3 separate regions of the Homo sapiens genome follow, and regions 2 and 3 are each linked to region 1. Evidence: read pairs that join two places in POLR2A ChIA-PET (ENCODE). Cell type or tissue: MCF 10A. All regions are shown on one strand. Links, peaks and the distances in the headings refer to the core of each region. The heading gives the core; the rest is flanking DNA.

Region 1 (6,118 bases), core at 1,315-5,314:
CTCTATGTCCCAAGGAAGACAGAGCACTTCATACCTCTCCTGGTGCAAACGCACTGAGCCAGAATAGCTAGAGAATGCACCTTCTCCAGAAAGATCAGATGCGGAGTGTCAGCATCTGGCTGCAAAGCAGACAGAAAAACTTCATTTTGATGCTTTTTAACTAGATCCTGTCTACATTACAACTTCACAGCCAGAGCCAATAGAATCAGTTCTCCAGGGGCAGGTTGGCAGGAGAGGGAACCAGGTTAGGGTGGGCATTTCACACTGTCATTCTTTCATTTAAAAGAAAATATATATATAAATATGAACATCTAGAAGTCTGAAAGGAGAAAGTTACAGAACACCGTGCAGCCTAAACTCAACAATGCCTGTGAACTTGGATGAGTTATTTGCCTCTATCTTATCACCTCTAAAACTTCACAGGTATGTTATAAAGACCAGACAAAATTCCATATAGAAAGCTCTGACTGGTACATGGTAAGCACTCAACAAAATCGTTTTTCCCAGTAACCCTGACAAGAAAGAAGAAACTTTATGGAATAATTGGAATGCAGGCATAGTATTTAAAAATGGTAAGCATTTCTAGGCCGGGTGCAGTGGCTCACACCTGTGATCCCAGCATTTTGGGAGGCCGAGGCAGACCAATCACTTGAGCTCATGAGTTCAAGACCAGTTTGGGCAACATGGTGAAACCCTGTCTCTACAAAACACACACACACACACACACACACACACACACACACACAAAGCAGGGTTTGGTGGCAAGTGCCTGTAGTCCCAGCTACTGGGGAGACTGAGGTGGGAGAATCACTTGAGCCTGGGAGGCAGAGGTTGCAGTGAGCCAAGATCATCACACCACTGCACTCCAGCCTGAGCAACAGAAGCAGACCTTGCCTCAAAAAAAAAAAAGAAAAAGAAAAGAAAAGTAAGCATTTCTATAGATGAAATGGAAGAGTAGGCATTTGAGGCAAAATGTAGAAGATAAGCGTGAAACCCAGGGATGGGTTTTATAAAAAGCTGTAGGCCTGCCTACCAGATTTGAATGGAATATATTAGAATAAGAAGTAAGTGGAGTGGGGCCATTTTACGGAGAATCTTTGAAGGCCAAGCTAGACTCTGGAACTTCATTTACACAATGGCACAAGCAACTGTTTCTGAGGGGGAAAGTGGCATGATGAGTGTTCTCTCATGAGGAGTTAAGCTGGCTGATGTGAAGTGGAGAGATGGTTATCATGAACCTGCACCTCTGTTACTACACAGTTCTCTAAATATGGGAGGTTGGGTTTTGCTGTATTTCAACATTCCTCTTTTATTTAACAGAGAAAAAAACATCAAATACAACTTTATACGATACATGAACTGATTCTGAGGAAAGTGATAACTTAATTTTGCAGGTGAAAATCTGAAAAAGAAAAAGAGGAAGGGGTGGGTGTGTGTGTGTTGGGTGTTGGGTGTTGGTGGTGAATGCTACAGCCATCAGAGGTTGAAGGGCTTGTCTTCTTATGCCAGGAGGCTTCGTGTGATAAAGCCATCACTCTTGTATCTCAATGAGGTTTTTTTTTTAATCACACTTATTTACTGACCCACAAATCTCTACAAACTATAAATCTCTACAAACCATAAATCTCTATAAACTATATATTTATGACTATCCTTATTTTTATTTTAAACTATATATAACTATATTTATATATAAATATATAACTCGATTTATATTTATATATAACTATATTTAAACTATAAATTTATAATATCTCTATAAATTTATAAACTATAAATCGCTATAAACCATTTTATCTAAATAGACCAGACTCATTTTAAAATTATATTCTCCTTAGCCAGAACTCCAAATCTCATTCTATGGCACACCTCCTGAAATTTTTAGGACCCAGTGTGGAAAGTAACTTGAAACCAGCCAAAATGCAGAAACAACTCCAGAAAAATCATAGCACTATCAGGCACAGACAATACATAAATAAGTTCATATCAGAGGCATTAAACCCAGTACAGGACTGGCAAGGTAGCTCACATCTGTGATCCCAACACTTTGGGAAGTGAAGGCGGGAGGATCATTTGAGGCCAGGAGTTCAACACCAGCCTGAGCAACATGGTGAGACTCTGTCTCTACAAAAAATTTAAAAATTAGCCAGACATGGTATAGTCCCAGCTACTTGGGAGGCTGAGGTGGGAGGATGGCTTGAGCCAGGACTTCAAGGCTGCTGTTGAGTCGTGATTGTGCCACTGCACTAGAGCCTGGGCAACAGCGTGAGACTCTGTCTCTTAAAACGAAAACAAAAAACCCAATACAGTTTCAGAGGAGCATTTTGCCAATATTCAGAGATTATGTGCTAGGAAAGATTATACTCAGAAGAGTAAAAAAAGGCACCCTTGCAGGAATGTACAAAATTAAATCAGCAGATAGAAATTATATGTTATCAAAAATATGTGATAATCAGAACTACAAATACCAAACAAAACACAAAACCAGGGATGGGAATTAAAGAAAGGTTTTGTGTGTGTGTGTTTAATCAAAATTCTCCTAGGATTGTTTAAAATGCAATCGGTTCATTTGTTCTGAAGGATGCTGACAAATGTGTGTAATTCTCCTGAGGTCCACCATACTTGAAAGTTAATTCACCCTTTCTCAATTCCTCAACATGGGTGGTTTTCTGCTACAGAAATACCAACACTAAACTTGTGCAACTCCTAAACCACAATATTTAAAAATAAGAAAGTCACTGGGGCTAAATTAGGAGACAAGGGTCACACTAAAAAAAATTATTTTTAAAGCTACCACACAAAACACGAAGCTTACCCCTTTCGAAGGGATTTCCTTGAGAAACAGCGTATGAGGTAAAATATCAGGGGCACATGATTTTTTTTAAATTTAAACTTTACGTTGTCCAGAGAGGACAGTTAAGACATTTCCTGTGTGTAGGCTCCACCCTTCTCGGCGAGCAGTTTTAAAACCTTCCTCAGCCCTTTCGGAATAACAGCCTTTTGTTATGGGTGGGCCTAGGGGTGCACTCCTCCCTCACACCTTCTATTTTCTCCCAGTTTTGCTTTTTTTCTGAGACTTCCAGGCTAGGCTGGCGGTGGAGTGGGCTGACGATCCCGGTGGGTGCTTTCCCCCAGGCGGGATGACACAATGAAGCTGGGAGTCCGGGCCAGGGGAAGAGGAGGAGCACGCAGTGGATTCTCCGACCCGAAAACCGTGAGGCCCCTAACAAACCTAGATAATGAACGCCCCCCCCCACCCCAACTCCTCTATTTACTACTTGCAAGCGCCCCCAGCTTAAGTTTTCAAAAAAGCAAATTTGACTGCCGAAGAGCTCAAGAGAAATGAACCAAAGAGACACAGAACCGTTCCCCAGAGCGAAGGGAGCTTCCTCTGAGCTAACTGCCAGAGGAATGTGGCACAGCCCAGCAAATGTTTAAAATCACGTCCTGTTCTGCCTCGTTTTCCAGAGAAGTGTCATTACTGTCAACTATTTCACAAGACAAATAAACCAATGAATGAAAGACATCCTCCCCCCTCTTCCCAATGAAAAACATTCTAGGGCTGAGCGGCTTCCTTCCTTCCTCCTCCTCACAGGAACCACATTTGCAGCACTGAGGAGGTTAAAATAAGAAACACACAGTCCTCGAATACTACTTTTTTACAGTGCTAGAGCCATTCCCAGCCTACTACTGACTCCAGGGGCTTCCAAACGGAAGGAGTTCTGTTTTCAGTTAGGAACCTTTTTTCATGTATAAGCTCTGAGACACTGCTGGCCAGGGCCTGCTGGCTGGGCAGGGACAGCTGAGGGGTGCAGGGGCCGCAGGGAAAACAGCACACTGGTGCACACACAGGCTTCTGCTCTCCCTAAAAATATGTTCAGTAAAATATTGGACTCATTCAATTGTCTGAGCCTTAAAAAGACTCCAAGAAACCTGTAATTGATCCAACTAATCCAACCCATAGGGTTGAAATGACAATAACCGGCTTTCATTAGAAATTATATAGCCCACTAAATAGATGGGAAGGCTCTTCCCAACACATCAGAAAAATTAAAATTAAGCTTCTGAATAAAAAACTGTAATTTACCAAAGGCTTAGGAACAAAAAGACCCCTCCCTCCTCCCCTTTGCTATTGTTCTACAGGACTGGGTCTGAGCACGGCACTTTACACCTTTAAAGCTTCCCAGAGGTAAGAGGCTGGGGGCTGGGAGCCAGAGGCGACCCGGAATCAAATACCTGCATACTAATAAGTCTATGAGCACTGATCTACTAGGAGGTAAAGTTAGCTAAAAGTAAAGAAAATGTGTGTGCAGCAGTTATCTGACAACCTAGAAAGCCAAAAAGGTGCTGGAGAGACAGGGACTCCAAATGGTAGCTCTTCTGGAGTGGAGTATGAGCAACTGCCTTCCCTAAGTCGTGAATGGGGTGCCCGCAGCCAACCACAGGGTCTGGGGCCGAGCTGTGAAGCCGCCCGTCTTCATTAGGGTCACAAATAAAGCCTCCAAGAACCCCCGTTGGCACCCAGGACAGGCCCGGCCTTTGGGAGGGGGCTTACCTTGCAGCTGCTTGAATCTGCCTTCCAGCTGGTTGTAGTTGTAAGGCACCTGCCCCGTGTACGCCGGCGACAGCGGCCCGGAGATACTAGACGTCCTCTGCAATTCCATTATGCCCGGCGTAACGCCCCGGAGGACTGCGCCCTGGAAATCTCGCTCCAGCCCCCTCCCACTCCCATCCAACACGCAGCAGCCTCCGCAGCGCTCGGCTCCTTAGGCGAGCCCCATTCCGGTCTGCAAGTCCAGCAGGGTGATCTGATGGGAAGTTGGCTGCAAGAGAGTCCACCTTAGCTCCGCGAGGAGTTACCACACAGGCATCTAATTTCTTGCTTTCCCTTCTTCCGTGGCCCTTGCCTGGAAGCTCGAAATAAATTACTGAGGAGGAGGGAGAAGCAGAGAGGAGGCGCAGGTTCTACTTCAGAACTTTTAAATATGGCCAATCCTAAGCATGCCACGGTTGCCGAGCCCGGGAGCTCGCGGGCGCAGCGCGCACACCTCCTCCCAGCTGCCCGCGGCGGCCGCCGGTTTGTAATTTTATCAGGAGCCACTCGCCGTGTGCTGGGCGGTGATGTCACCTGATTAGCATAACAGCATTGTATTAGAAATGCAGGCTATACCACGAGGAGGGGCGCGGGGGAGCCTAGCCGGCCCGCGACCCCCTACCGGTCCCGCACGGTCCGCGGTCGCCCCAGCCGCCCGGCAGCCGCCGACCCCCGGCCGGGCCCTGGACTCGCCGCGGTAGTGCCTTCCCAAACAGAGCTGCTGGAATTACAATCTTTTGTTGAGCCTCATGTAACGGAAAAGTCTCCGATTACTATCACTTGAAAAGGCTAGCGCGCCCACGGGACGGCCTGGAGAGTGAAGAGCCCCAAGGGTCCCGGGCCCGCGCGGCTCATTCACTCTCTAGCGTCTGCTGAGGTAACGCGGCCCGCACCTGGGCGCGCGCGACTGCCCCAGTGCGCTGGCGCCAACCACGCGGCGGCGGCCCGGCGAGCCACCGGGAAGAAGTCAGACAAAGTCACTCTCAGGGCGCTGTGCAGCGCCACAGCCAGGGGAGGTGTAAGTTCGGGCTCAGTGAAGAATCTCGGCTGACTTACGCTGCCATCAGGGGATATGAAGGCGGTGGTTTCCTGGAATAACACGGGCCTATGATAGGAATTCGACGCAAGGAAGATTTATGGGAGCACCGATTTGCAAGGCATTGTGGGAAAAAGGTACACAGGTAAACACCGCCGAGATCCCTGACCTGGAGTTGTTTATGATCCGGAGGGGAGATGAGGGAACCGAAACTACCCTCAAATTCCTACTCTGATTTGTAAAACAAGGCCTCTAAACTTGTGGTTCTCCAAAATTTTAAATCTCTCCTTCCCAGCTTCTTCTCCCACCAATCTCAACCAAAAATGAAATCTTCCACATAGAAAAGAGAATGATCAAAATGTATTCTTGGGAAATTGACTCTAGATCTCCCCCCTCTCTCTCCACCCTCCTGTCCCCCCTTTTTCCTCACTACCTAAACAGGCAGACAACAAATTACACTTTTGGCATTTCCAGTTTGGAGCCCTACA
Region 2 (6,118 bases), core at 846-4,845, 54 kb before region 1:
TTCTTGCTTGGTAATTCAGTCTCACAAAAGATGTGAACTGTGTCGTAGATTTAAAACACTACTCTTACTTAGGAAAAAGTGACGACAACCTAGACACCTCTGAGGCCTCTGCTTCCATTGGCTTTCTACTCTACCTACAAAGACACCAGGACCTGCAGTCCCTTGTCACACGTTACTTTGGGACAAGAAGTGGTGGGACTATCTGTTCAAGTGACACTCAGCTTTCTTTCTTCCATACGCCACTTAATTGGATGAAGTTTGTAAAAGTAGTACCTCCCTGAAAAATTTATGTGTGAAACTTACCCATAATGAATCAGCTATTCTATACCATATTGACTATTAATAACTTTATATCAGTAGCTGATTAAAGGTTCATACCTGACTTGACCCTTTTATTAGGCCATAAGCTCTTTATAGACATGATGACTTTTCAGCTAGCTCTCAGAATGGATGGAGTTCTGATTTTCATATTCTGAATTAATGTTCATTAGAGTTACATCTACACCTAAAGTAGTTCTGACAGTAAATCTAATTAACCTAAAATTGGGTCTCAGTAAGTACCTATGACCTTAAACCAATTTGCTAAGAACTCGAAGGCTTAGCATCAGTTGAGTCCTAACAATAGTAAGCAACAAAAAAGATGTGGTTCTCTAAAAACAACTTCACTGAAATTTCAATGAAAAAATAAAAGGGAAACTGACACAGATAATATTAAAAGGTTATGCTGTTGTTTACTGTGCAAAGAAAGCTCCCCAAAACAGAAATTAAAGGGTGAAGAAAACCTACAACTGTATTCTTAAAATATCATGGATATGATTCCTAAGCATGCTTCCAGGGTTTTCAAATTCAAAATATAATGCTCTCTGGAGCTTCCTTAATAAAGAGAAGGAAACTGATTATGAAGACATGACAGGTCTAAAATATAAATTAGAGCTCCTTTCATTCTGAGAGCTAATTGAAAAGTCATATCAACTGCTTGCGAGTTAACAAGACTTCCCAATGGAAGCAGTGGAAAAGATACCTGTCAACACCTTCTAAGTGATGACTGCAGTGGAATTCAGTCCTGGAAGAAGCAGCCCCAATACCCTCTTCATTCACACTCACCCAGCTGTCTTCATCTGGCACCACAACAGCAATGCATCCTTGGCAGATTTCTTCTCTTTGTTGTCTTCAGTTTCCACACTGATATCCTGGATCTAAGATTTACAAAGAAATATTAGACAAATAGATGGGTCAGCTGCCTAAAAGAACCACTGAAGAACAGGTCTGCATATACATAAAGAATAAACTGTAGATCATAGCCTTGCCCTGCAGACGATCTACCCTGTCAATGAAAACTGCTTCCTGAAGTCTGGGCTCACTTCAGAAACACAACGAAAACTACATTTTCTATGTCACACAGACAGAAGGCTGACGGGACTTCCCAGCACCTATCAGAGGTCATTTTTACCCCTGAGACAACCCATCTTTCCAGTGAGAATCTAGCACAGGGGTTCATACAGTGCATCTGGAATCTCACCAGACCCCCAGAAAAATACTGAGTTCGGTTTTTTTGTAAGTAAACATTTTTCACACCACGTGCAACCTTCATTGATGAGGGCACTGTGTGCACCATTTCCAAACTATTAGAGCAAGTGTGGGCTTAAACGCTGTGCTTCCATGGTGTGCCTTCATAAGCCGCTCAGAGGCAGCATATTTGCAACATTATACACAAAGCCTGGTCGGCTGGCACCAAAGTCAGACTGCCTGGATGTGAATCCAGGCTCCATCACCTACCATGTACCCTTGGGCAGGTTCCCCAGCTTCCCCATCTGAGGAATGGAAATAATGACAGTGGCTAATCTCACAGCACTGTTATGCACTTAAATGATATAATAAAGTGCAGAGCTCGTAATAAGGGTCTGTGAATGTTAGTTTTTAGATTAGGCGCCAACTGCCAGCTACGTAATTTTAGACAAATGCTCCAAATACACTTTTGTCTATTATATGAAAGTTTCCTCTTGTAGAGTAAAATGTGGAATGGAGTCAGGAGTGGATGGTGCTGGCCAGGAGTCCATCCATTGCCTCCAGCTGTAGCCATTTTAAGCTTCGCTGCTCTGTCATGCTCCCCACTACCTTCACTCCATTCAATCTACAAACACTTCCCAGAATTCTTTTTGAAAAACAGAGAAAATGAAGACAAAATATATAAATACAGGATTAAAAAGTTAGAAACTTTCAACTAGGAAAAACACCTGGGAATTGAAACAACTACATTAAAAAAAAATTCTCTATTTTTAATTGTGTTAAGAAGGTGAAGCCTGAGTCTGTATAAACCCCAGTCTCTAATATTAGGATCATTAGCTCAAGTGCAGAAAGGGAATGTGGAAGAACAACCCTCACTCAAGGGGTGAGAGACAGGCTCACCAGGAAAGTCAGGCTGCAACTTTACACACATTAACCCATTGGCTTTCTTATACTTCTGTGTGAAGGGTATCTGTTTCCAGATTTGCCCATATGGAAACAAAGCCTACCCTTCTGAAATGAAGACAGCTCCCTATTTAAACTAGGCAAACTTAGAGACTTCCACTCCAGTTTCTCACCATCTTTTACTTTTTTTTTTTTTTGAGACAGTCTCTGTCGCCCAGGCTGGAGTGCGGTGGTGTGATCTCGGCTCACTGCAATCTCCGCCTCCCATATTCAAGCGATTCTCCTGCCTCAGCTTCTCAAGTAACTGGGATCATAGGTGTCTGCCACCACACCTGGCTAATTTTTGTATTTTTAGTAGAGGCAGGGTATCGTCATGTTGGCCAGGTTGGTCCCGAACTCCTGATCTGAAGTGATCCACCCACCTTGGCCTCCCAAAGTGCTGGGATTACAGGCATGAGCCACCGCACCTGGCCCTTATACTCTCTTTTAAAGGGGCAGCATCATAAAATCTGTGTCATCATCAGTATTTAATGGACACTTCTATGCACATATAGGGTAGGCCATATCCTGGTAGCAATGAGAGCACACGCACGCACACACACACATACACACACACTGGGAACTTGTAAAACCGTATATTCAGGAGCTGGTGGAAGGAGAGACCGTTGTAGGTACACAGGGAAGCTTGACCCTATGTATCTACAAGGATATGTGGAGTATCCTTATAGATATGCTGGATATCTACAGCTGGGCCTTGGCTGATTCATAATCATATTATTTTTGTAGAATAGGTAATGTTTTAATAAAGCTGCTGGAGAAAGCTGAGTCATTTAAGACAACAACACTGCAGGCCACGCGGTAACATCAGCAGCCTATGCCTCTCACCTCAACAGAAAGGGAGAAAATACACATCAGCATTTACAAGTTGAATTATAGGAATATGCAAACTGGCAGGAAGCGAATTAGTCAATGACTCAAAGCAATTCACGCTGAGAATCCTGAAAAGGGCTGTGTGTGCCAGCTCCCTGACCTGGGTGCTGACCCGCTGTCAAGATAGCCCACAGTCAGGATGGCCTTCCACGCTCTGATTATTGCAGGCCAAAGCTAACAGAAATACAACATTTTACTCCATAAAACTGGGGTGAAGCTAGAGGAGTGTACTGCTAATAATTTCACCTCTGTTGCCATAAGACACAAGAGCAGTAATTAGTGGATTCAATGGCTACTCCATTTTCAAATCATTCAGGAACTAAATAACAGAAATGTAAGAGTTCTATCTGGGGAAAAATGTCCTTGATTGCTGTAATTAACTCCTTTAATGATGTTGTACCATCTTCAACAGTGGTTCTCTCTTCAGACCTACTTAATCAGAACTACTAGGGCTGGGCCCTGGGAACCTGAATTATTAAAAGGGTTTCCCAAAGGCATCAGATGATCAGCCAGCTTGGGAACCAGCCAGGCAGGAAGATATTTCTTCCTGTAACTCATTCTAGTCCCCTACCCCTTCTTCCCACATATATAATCACGACACTAACTGAAGCCCAATCGTAGGGCAAGTGAGAAGGAAAAGGGACTGTTGACAGGCTGATTTCAGAGTTTCAATAAGAAAACAAAGCAAGTTATAATTTGATTTTTCGTTTTTCCTTTTTGTGTGAGGTTTTTGTTTACCCAGAAAAATCAAAACAGATCTTTATTAAAGGGGCAGAACAGGAAGGAATGGCAAGAGAACACAGTCACTGAGGAGACAGGACTGTTAGAATATTTGTTCGCAGAGAAACCTGACACTATGGTACAAAGTTGTTCCTGCCTTTCCAATTTTAATTGGAACGCATGAGTACGAAGCATGAGCCTGGAGAAAGAACCAATAATCAGGCTCGTGGTGGTGCACAGTCCCAAAAGGCTGAGCGCTCTCTCTTAAGGGGTCAGAGGCACCCACTATAGCCCTGGCTGGCTGTGTCATCAGAGGCAAGGTTTCAAATTTCTGTGGGTCCCCGATTTCTTCATAAAGTGAAAGAAGTGGACAAAATGACCTTGAGAGTACCTTCCGGCTTAAAATACTTCTATACTTAGAGCCTTCCTCCTCAAGTATAACAAAACCCATAAAGCATCATCAATTCAAAGAAACACAAGAGTTTTGTACTTTCCTCCTGCAAACTGCTTCCTCACATCCAAAGAGAATGAGAAGGTGAAAATGGAGCCCACACACATGCCATAACCCTCAACAGCTTTGCCAAAAAATGTTCTGTAACACATGTCATAGTTGAGTGAAGTTGAGGCAGTCTAAGCTAATAACCTAGCATTGGCCACGTCCTTATACCTTTGCTCCTGAGAGCCAAGCAGCAGAGACCAGATGTTTAGAGCAGGTGCCAGCAAAGTGGCGGGCTGGGATGCAGCCTAGAAGCCCCTGGGCCGCTGAGATGTGTCTGACAGGAAAGCTAAGATTACCAGGGCTAGTACAATTGCAGGAGGATGTAGTAGCTTCCACGTGCCTACGAGGCAGCATTCAATTCTGAGGGCTGGATATGACACACATGACTCTGAGACATGCTTTCAACCTGGTCTTCCCGATCCCTCTGATACAGGGAGGCCAGCTCTATAACAATGCTCATACCTGAGAGGTCGGCCTAAGTTCTGAGCAACCCTGGGCAGAGACCCTTACCTGGAAGCGCAGGATGATGGTCCAGATGAGGCCAAGGGTCAGCCGGTGGTTTCCATCCACGATGTCATGGGACCCCATGTTCTCAAGATGGACTCTCTGCTCCTTCAGGAACTGAAGGGCCTTGTCCACATTCTCTAAGCAGTGGATGCGCATTCGTCCCTTGGTGGGTTTAGGCTAGAAACAGGAGAGCAGAGGTAGAGACACATCACCCAACAGAGTAGAGATGAACCCCGAGTTACTGCCTAGTCACATGTGCCCATTCATGCAATGCTCTCCCGCTCAGAGCAGAACATTAACAAACACATGTACTCATTAAGTCCAAGGACGGTATTTACCTAACGGCCACAGAAAAAAAGTTTACTTAAGGGGATGATAACTGATTCCTCTTTAGAGAATAGTTGTGGAGCTATATAGTTTACAAATGAGCATTTGTTTAAGTTCAGGGAAGAGAGAATCCAATTTTCATGGAGAATTTCAGCGCTACTGCTGCCATCCATACAATTTTTTTTTTTTGCAGGTGCATGACAAAACACCTGTGAGGATTTTCTGATTACTTGGAATGTAAAATTAGGTTTGCCACCTGCTGGCAACCCTTAAGCTTGGCTCAAAATGAAAACAGGGAACACAACCATCAAATCAGAAGAATTTCCAAGTGGTGGTTGTGTGTGGAGGGATGGGGTGAAGGTTAAGTAAAGAAGTATAACTTACTGAAAAGAAGGGGAAAAGGGAAAAAAATGAGTGTAGTGCAATTTAAATACCCCAAATGTTTCTTCCCTCTACCCAGTTTTATCAAAACGTAAAAGAGGCCCTTGGAAGGTGAACATTTTAAATAAAACAAACAAACAAAAAATATATATATAGAGAGAGAGTAGATAATGCATATGTGTATATATACATCTACTATAAAATATACTATTATAGAAGTATATATACGTCTCCTGTAAAAGCACACACACATCTACTATAAAAATATAGTAAATATACACAGTTGACCTTTAGTTGGGCCTGAACTATTCAAATGCACTTATACATGGATATTTTTCAATAAAT
Region 3 (6,118 bases), core at 1,244-5,243, 120 kb before region 1:
CATTAGGACCCCAGAAGCTTTTAGAGAGCAAAGAGATTAGAACCTATATTCAGTTTCCTGAAATGTAAAGTGACTGAAGCTGTCAGAGCGGCTGAGATCAAGGCTCTCTCTGAGGCTGGGCAGGAGAATGACTCCCCTGGGAGAACATTTCCACAAGGGGAAAGTGGTTAGTAGATGCGTACCCTGCACCAAGGCACGTGATTAAAGGGGAATATGGTCTGTGCAGTAGCCATACCAGGGGGCAGTTTATGCCCCCAGAAAACTGCTCTCAAAAAGAACCAAGAGCTGTAATTTTGGGAACACAAGCCTCTTTGGTGGAGAATGGTGTTATTGCTAAATGCTCAGCATCTGGGGAGCATTTTAATGCCTGATGCTGCATCAACTTGTGGAAAACTACCAATAGTCCTTGAAATAAGCATCACAAAGTCTTGTAGAAACACAGCAAAATGTTTATGATGCATATGTAAGTAAAAATTGTATGCAGAATAGGTACTTGTGATGTTTAACTATGTAGGATTTGAGGCATGTGGGCCAGTGGGTTGTTAGAGTTAAAAAAAAAAGGAAGAATGCTTTTTTTTTTTTTGAGACAGAGTCTCTCTCTGTTGCCCAGGCAGGAGTACATGGGCATGATCTCAGCTCACTGCAACCTCCACCTCCCAAGTTCAAGTGATTCTCGTGCCTCAGCCACCCAAGTAGCTGGTATTACAGGCGTGCACCACCAGGCCTAGCTAATTTTTTTTTTAAGTAGAGATGGTGTTGTGCCATTTTGGCCAGGCTGGTCTTGAACTGCTGACCTCAAGTGGTCTGTCCGCCTTGGCCTCCCAAACTGTTGGGATTACAGGTGTGAGCTACCACACCTGGCCCAAGAATGCTTTTATCATACTGTCTTTCCTGTTCAAAATATTGCATCTCTTACCAACATGTTTCACTAAAAAAACATGAGGTCACCAAATGCCTATTTAAGGAACTGAATTTTTATTTTTAAAAATAAAGTCCCCCAAGTGATGCTACTCATCTGTTTCTTTGGGGAATCCCAGATGCCTGAGTTAATGGTCAGAACATCATTTGGCTGGGAAACAATCCATATAGGTGCAACTGTCCCTGGGTGCGTGGCCCCGTGATTGGGTGCAGCTCCCTCTCAGTCAGTTCTCACTGTCTTATCAAGACTCCATCTCTGAAATCTTGAAATGCATCTTGAAATGCAAGGATCCTTAATCCATTTATTCCTTTGACAAACAGAAAATGAGCCCTTCTGTCTGTTCACGCTTCCCCTCTTTCCTCTTCTGAGAAATGGAGGTCTAATTGCTGGCATGGGAAAGAGCCTTGTTTTAACCGTCAGCTCCGCCCTAGTGGATGGAAGACAGGGTTAGCATGCCCTGTTTTTCATACAGCACCTGGGCTTGTAAAATGGAACTAAAGAAGGAAATGATGACCAGGCATCCAGAAGTCAGCTCCTGTCTTTCTATGCTCTGCTAGAAAAGAGAGGTTGTGAGCTGAGGGACATCAGGAGAGCAGGAAGACCTGCAGGAAGAGCCGGCTGGGCACCCAAACATGGCTGTACCTCAGAAGATGCCTGTGCAGTTCAGAACTTGGAGGAGATGGGGCCGCAGGTGCTGAGGAGGCAGCAAGAGTCAGATGCAGTGACACAGGGGAGGTCAGACATCACAGGAAAGAGCAATGATGGAAGTCAGGGAACGAAGGGGCCCTGTGGCCAGTTCAGGGGGCTAGAGTGAAAATCTGACCTATCTCAGCTGCAGCCCATCAGTTCCTGTAGCTTGTCTTCACATCCTTTGGCTAGAAAGCAGATGAAAGAAAACCTGTCCACAGAGGCTGTGGGCTGAGCCTCTCCTCCCCACTTTTTAAACACCAGACACCGACATAGGCTTTATGCTGAGCTGTGATTTATCTTGCCAACCTTCTGAGGCTACAGAGTACCCAGCTGTTTGGAGGGTCCTTCTGCCCTACCTTTCCTCCTTCCTTACTTCTTTCCTTCCATCTTTTCTTCCTTCCAAATATTTATTGTGTCCCCACCACACACTCTTTATCTGAACTTAAATTTGATCCGAAAAGGACTTCAGCATGTATTGACAGTTGAAATCCAGGCAGCTACAGATTTGTAAGGCCAGTGAATCAGGCATCAGCTATCCTCTAATTACATTGCACATGTATTTGAGAGCAAAGCTTGCACTTGCATAGCTAAACTCTAGAGTCACATGGATGCTCAAGGAGTCAGTGAAGAGCTGTGGCTTCAAGAACCCAGCCTTGCATGGCTGTTGAGTGGACATGACACTGGGTATCCAGTCCTTTCTCTGAAAGCCCACGACTGGGGCAACAGCTTACACACATGAGATGCCCTCTCAGCTGGCACTGGTTCCATGACCATCATTCCTCAGCCCACAGAGAAGTGCAGGAAAAGAATCTAGGTGGGGGACAGTTAGTGTAGTCTGAGAGTGTGGCCTCTGGAGAGATGTGTCAGAATTCAAATATCCAGCTGCGATTTGTACAAGTACTTAACTCTTTAAGCCTCTGTTTTCTTCTTTGTACAATGAAGACATTGCCTGGTAGAATTGCTGCAAGGATTTGATGAGAACGCAACTTGAAAACTTAGCACACTGCCTGGACAACCTTATAGTTGGTTACCTATTAATATTAGCAAGATGAAATCATTCCATTTGGAGGAAAACAAATGGTGGAAACAAAACCAGTGGTTCAGAGTCCCATACCTAAATCACTGACTGATTTTTTTCAATCAGTTGTCCTGACAGGTTCAGATCCAGCGTGAGCTCCTGGCTTCTCTCCCTTTTCCTATGCAGTGTGTTCACACTCACACATCCACTTGTTACACAGCGCAGGATGCCACTGAGATCCTGAACACACACCTCCTTCTCAGCTCAAGATATCAAGGCAGCTGAATGGAGATGAGGCAGGGGGAAGGTCAGTCCTGGGGTCAGCCAGACCGTGTTAAAGCTTCAGAGCACTGTGGTCTTGGTTCTACCAGCTCTGGCTTAGCTCAGTCTTCTTTTCTCTGGGCTGACAGTTCAGGTTGTGGGTCTAACAACACCTCACTAATAAGTCTCTACCTCACAGGGTCATTGTGAAGGTTGGAACGAGTTAACATGGGGAAAGTGCTAAGGGCAGCACCTGACTGACGCATACAGTAGGCGCCTGGCCAAATGCTGGCTGTGTCAGAGCCAGAGCAGAAATGGTATTCCTCTTCGTTCTGCGCCAAGTGCTACAAGGACAGCCGCCACTAGTACTGGTGCCCGATGATCTGAGACACGAGGGGGCCATCAGGTTATGTTCCAGCTACAGCGCTGCTCCCCCTCCTTCCCCGCTTCCTGAGGCAACTGTGATAGAGAAATGATGGAAATCGTGTGTCACAGGTGAAAAGAGAACATAAGGATGGGTTCATCTTCGCAAACTTTTCTCCTATGGAATTGAAATTTTTTCCCCACCTGAGGAAAGCCAGACATTCTGCCTTCTCACCTTTTCCAAACACCAGTGGCACCCTCTTCCTTTAAACCCTCATGCCCGAGTAAATGGCTTCCCCGGGACCCGGGCTCAGTGTCCCCAGCCCAGTCACCCTCCTATCTACAGCGAAGCTCTCAGGCACATGGGACACCCTTGGCTTTTGGGTCATCAGTTCTCTGGGTAATTTTACCCCCTGTCAGAGCTGGAGACTTTGTAAATAATAGGGTGCTGAGCGATGAGGGAGCTGCAACCCCGCCACGGGGCCAGGCAGCAGGGACAGTGTGCACCACACAGATTGTTTCCCAGCCAAATGATGTTCTGACTCCTCAAAGAAACAGAAGTAGCGCCTTTTGGAGGGCCTTATTTCAAAAGAAAATACTTTCTTAGGCTGACTTTTGGTTAATTTGTAAATTTACTGCATTCCCATATCAGCTCCTGTTGCTGATGAGCTGTGCCAGTGTCTGAAGTAACCCCCCAATGCCTGGTGGAGAAGGGAGCTCGGGAGGTGGTAGCAAGGGGAACTAGACCCCTAGAGGTCCTTCCTGCTTGTTAACCTACATTTGCTCTCTGAAGCCAGGTATGCCCCAACTGAAGCACCTCGGAGGGAAAACACGGAGGTGGTGTTGCGGGGGTGGGGTGGGGGGTTATCAACACCTGCAGTCAGGGGCAGCCTTGAACACAGGAGCAAATATGCTTTAAAATAAAAGAGGCTCCTGCCTGACAGACTACCATGGGAGAAAAGGAACCGATTTATGGAGTGTGGCGTTCATCAGTTCATTTAATCTCCTCTAGAGGCCAAGGCTCAGATGAAGCAGACGAAGAGGAGTCTCACATTTGTAAGCGCCACAAGGGCTGCTTCCCAGCATGGCTGGTGCGTGGTGGGTGCTTTGCAGAGGGGATAAGGGAGTCTTTTTTTACTTGTCACGGGGCTGGGAGGTGAAGGAGCCACCATTCAATCTGGCTTCAGAGCCTACCTTCTTTCCTCAGAAGAGCAGAGGCTGAGCAAGCTGGATGAAGTAATCCAATCATGTGTCCCCAGGAAAGACAAGAGTCCTCAAATCCAAGTGGGGAGATGACAGACCCGTGTAACAGATGGCAGCTAGGAGAAGGCCCCGTATGCACGCCTGCGAGCACTGGCTCAGAAACGCACGCTCCTTACAGCCATTATTATTATTATTTTTGAGATGGAGTCTCACTCTGTCGCCCAGGCTGGAGTGCAGTGGTGTGATCTCGGCTCACTGCAACCTCCGCCTCCCAAGATCAAGCAATTCTCCTGCCTCAGCCTCCGGAGAAGCTGGGAGTACAGGTGCCCGCCACCACGCCCAGCTAATTTTGTTGTATTTTTAGTAGAGATGGGGTTTCGCCATATTGGCCAGGCTGGTCTCAGACTGCTGACCTTGTGATCCGCCCGCATCGGCCTCCCAAAGTGTTGGGATTACAGGCGTGAGCCACCAAGCCCGGCCACGGCCATTTTAATTAGGGCTGTGGACATTCCCCTAAGATGGAAGATTAAAACCTTGAGCGACTGTTTCCTCCGAAAAAAAACAAAACTTGAGGAACAGGAACACTGGAAATAATTCACTGTGACGGAGAAACGTAAATGATGACCGAAGATGGAGCAGATTCCCCGGGAGAAATGTTGTGAGCCAAGACTTGGCCTCAGCTCCACTGGAGAAAGCTCCCAGGTTCCCGCCCAGCGCCCAGACTCCAGAACACAGGATGCCCCACCCTGTGGAGAAAGTCGCTGCGGGCTTATGTAAGGGAAATTCCCCTTCCCTTTAAAGAACCAGTTTCAGGAAACACCACTAACGTCCTGCCTCCCTGATTTCCACTCCCGGACACAATGGGTCTCCACCGTGTGATAAATATCCGAAAAGACAAGTCAAGGCCAAGTGGAAACATACGCAAGCCACACGCCCCTGCGGGCCCCAGCATGGCCGCCCTCCAGGATGTCTGTGCTGAGGCAAGAACGCACAGAGCCCAGGCTCACCACGGGGAAGCCACAGGCCTTGTGGGTGCCGGGTAAGGGAGTGAAGGGAGCTCCTGCCAGCTTCTCTGAGTTTCAGTTACAGAGTCCTATGCCTATGTGTCCTCTTCCTGCTGTGACTCGGCCCTGACCATAAGAAAAACCAACCCTGATAAGTTACACCAGGTTGAAAGGAACACTGAAAACACAGGTCAGGCAATTAACGCCAGGGGCCGTAGAAAACCCGGGCATCCCTGAGGAAGCAGGTCTTCCAAGCTCCCCTGCACAGAAGAGTCAAAATGAGGCATTACCTTGGAAAAACTTGAATTCTACTCAGTAATTCTATCACCCACTATCACTCTCCCAAATCAGCCCAGTTCACGAGTATGAGGGATTGGTGAAGCTTCTTCAAAACTTGAGTGAAAATGCCCTGAACCGCATGGAAGAGAAGCGTCAGCTACTCACACATCGTGATCCCTATTTACATGAAAGGGAACAAGCAGGACCTTTCACTTCTGTTTTCTGAAATGCTGCTTTTAAGGCTGACCTTTCACACACACACACACACACACACACACACACACCCCACAAAAAACAAAAAAACATTCAAAGCTCAAATAGGATATAACATTCTTTCTCACAGGCAGGCCAGTTGAATTTTCCTTCTACAAGTTGAAAAAC

Evidence for each region. ChIA-PET counts read pairs that join two places held together with the same protein. Peaks named below come from ENCODE experiments on the same cell type or tissue, not always from the same donor. Only the 100,000 strongest peaks of a DNase experiment are listed, where the experiment ranks them.
Region 2: POLR2A ChIA-PET joins it to region 1 with 18 read pairs; 25 of 35 experiments call an interaction of 5 or more read pairs at or near these places.
Region 3: POLR2A ChIA-PET joins it to region 1 with 10 read pairs; 13 of 35 experiments call an interaction of 5 or more read pairs at or near these places.

The regions. Positions count from the first base shown.
Region 1 is chr2:54,557,325-54,563,442 of GRCh38, reverse strand. All of the region lies in intron 2 of SPTBN1 (spectrin beta, non-erythrocytic 1), which reads right to left. It overlaps SPTBN1-AS1 (SPTBN1 antisense RNA 1), which reads left to right and starts at 4,738. Exons shown (of 4, transcript NR_185881.1): 1 at 4,738-5,775. RefSeq lists an enhancer at 3,030-3,199 and a silencer at 5,201-5,340. In MCF 10A, for the core only: no CTCF peak of the experiment used is centred there; DNase peaks (open chromatin) are centred at 2,912, 3,502, 4,812 and 5,062.
Region 2 is chr2:54,611,285-54,617,402 of GRCh38, reverse strand. It overlaps SPTBN1 (spectrin beta, non-erythrocytic 1), which reads right to left. Exons shown (of 36, transcript NM_003128.3): 4 at 5,069-5,242; 5 at 1,105-1,196. Among named protein-coding and RNA genes, the nearest start is that of SPTBN1-AS1, 56 kb to the right of the region's middle. In MCF 10A, for the core only: no CTCF peak of the experiment used is centred there; a DNase peak (open chromatin) is centred at 3,332.
Region 3 is chr2:54,672,963-54,679,080 of GRCh38, reverse strand. The region is part of intron 1 of SPTBN1-AS2 (SPTBN1 antisense RNA 2); the gene reads left to right. It overlaps LOC105374653 (a long non-coding RNA gene), which reads right to left and starts at 4,699. Exons shown (of 3, transcript XR_940104.2): 1 at 4,446-4,699. RefSeq lists an enhancer at 5,275-5,569. In MCF 10A, for the core only: no CTCF peak of the experiment used is centred there; a DNase peak (open chromatin) is centred at 3,160.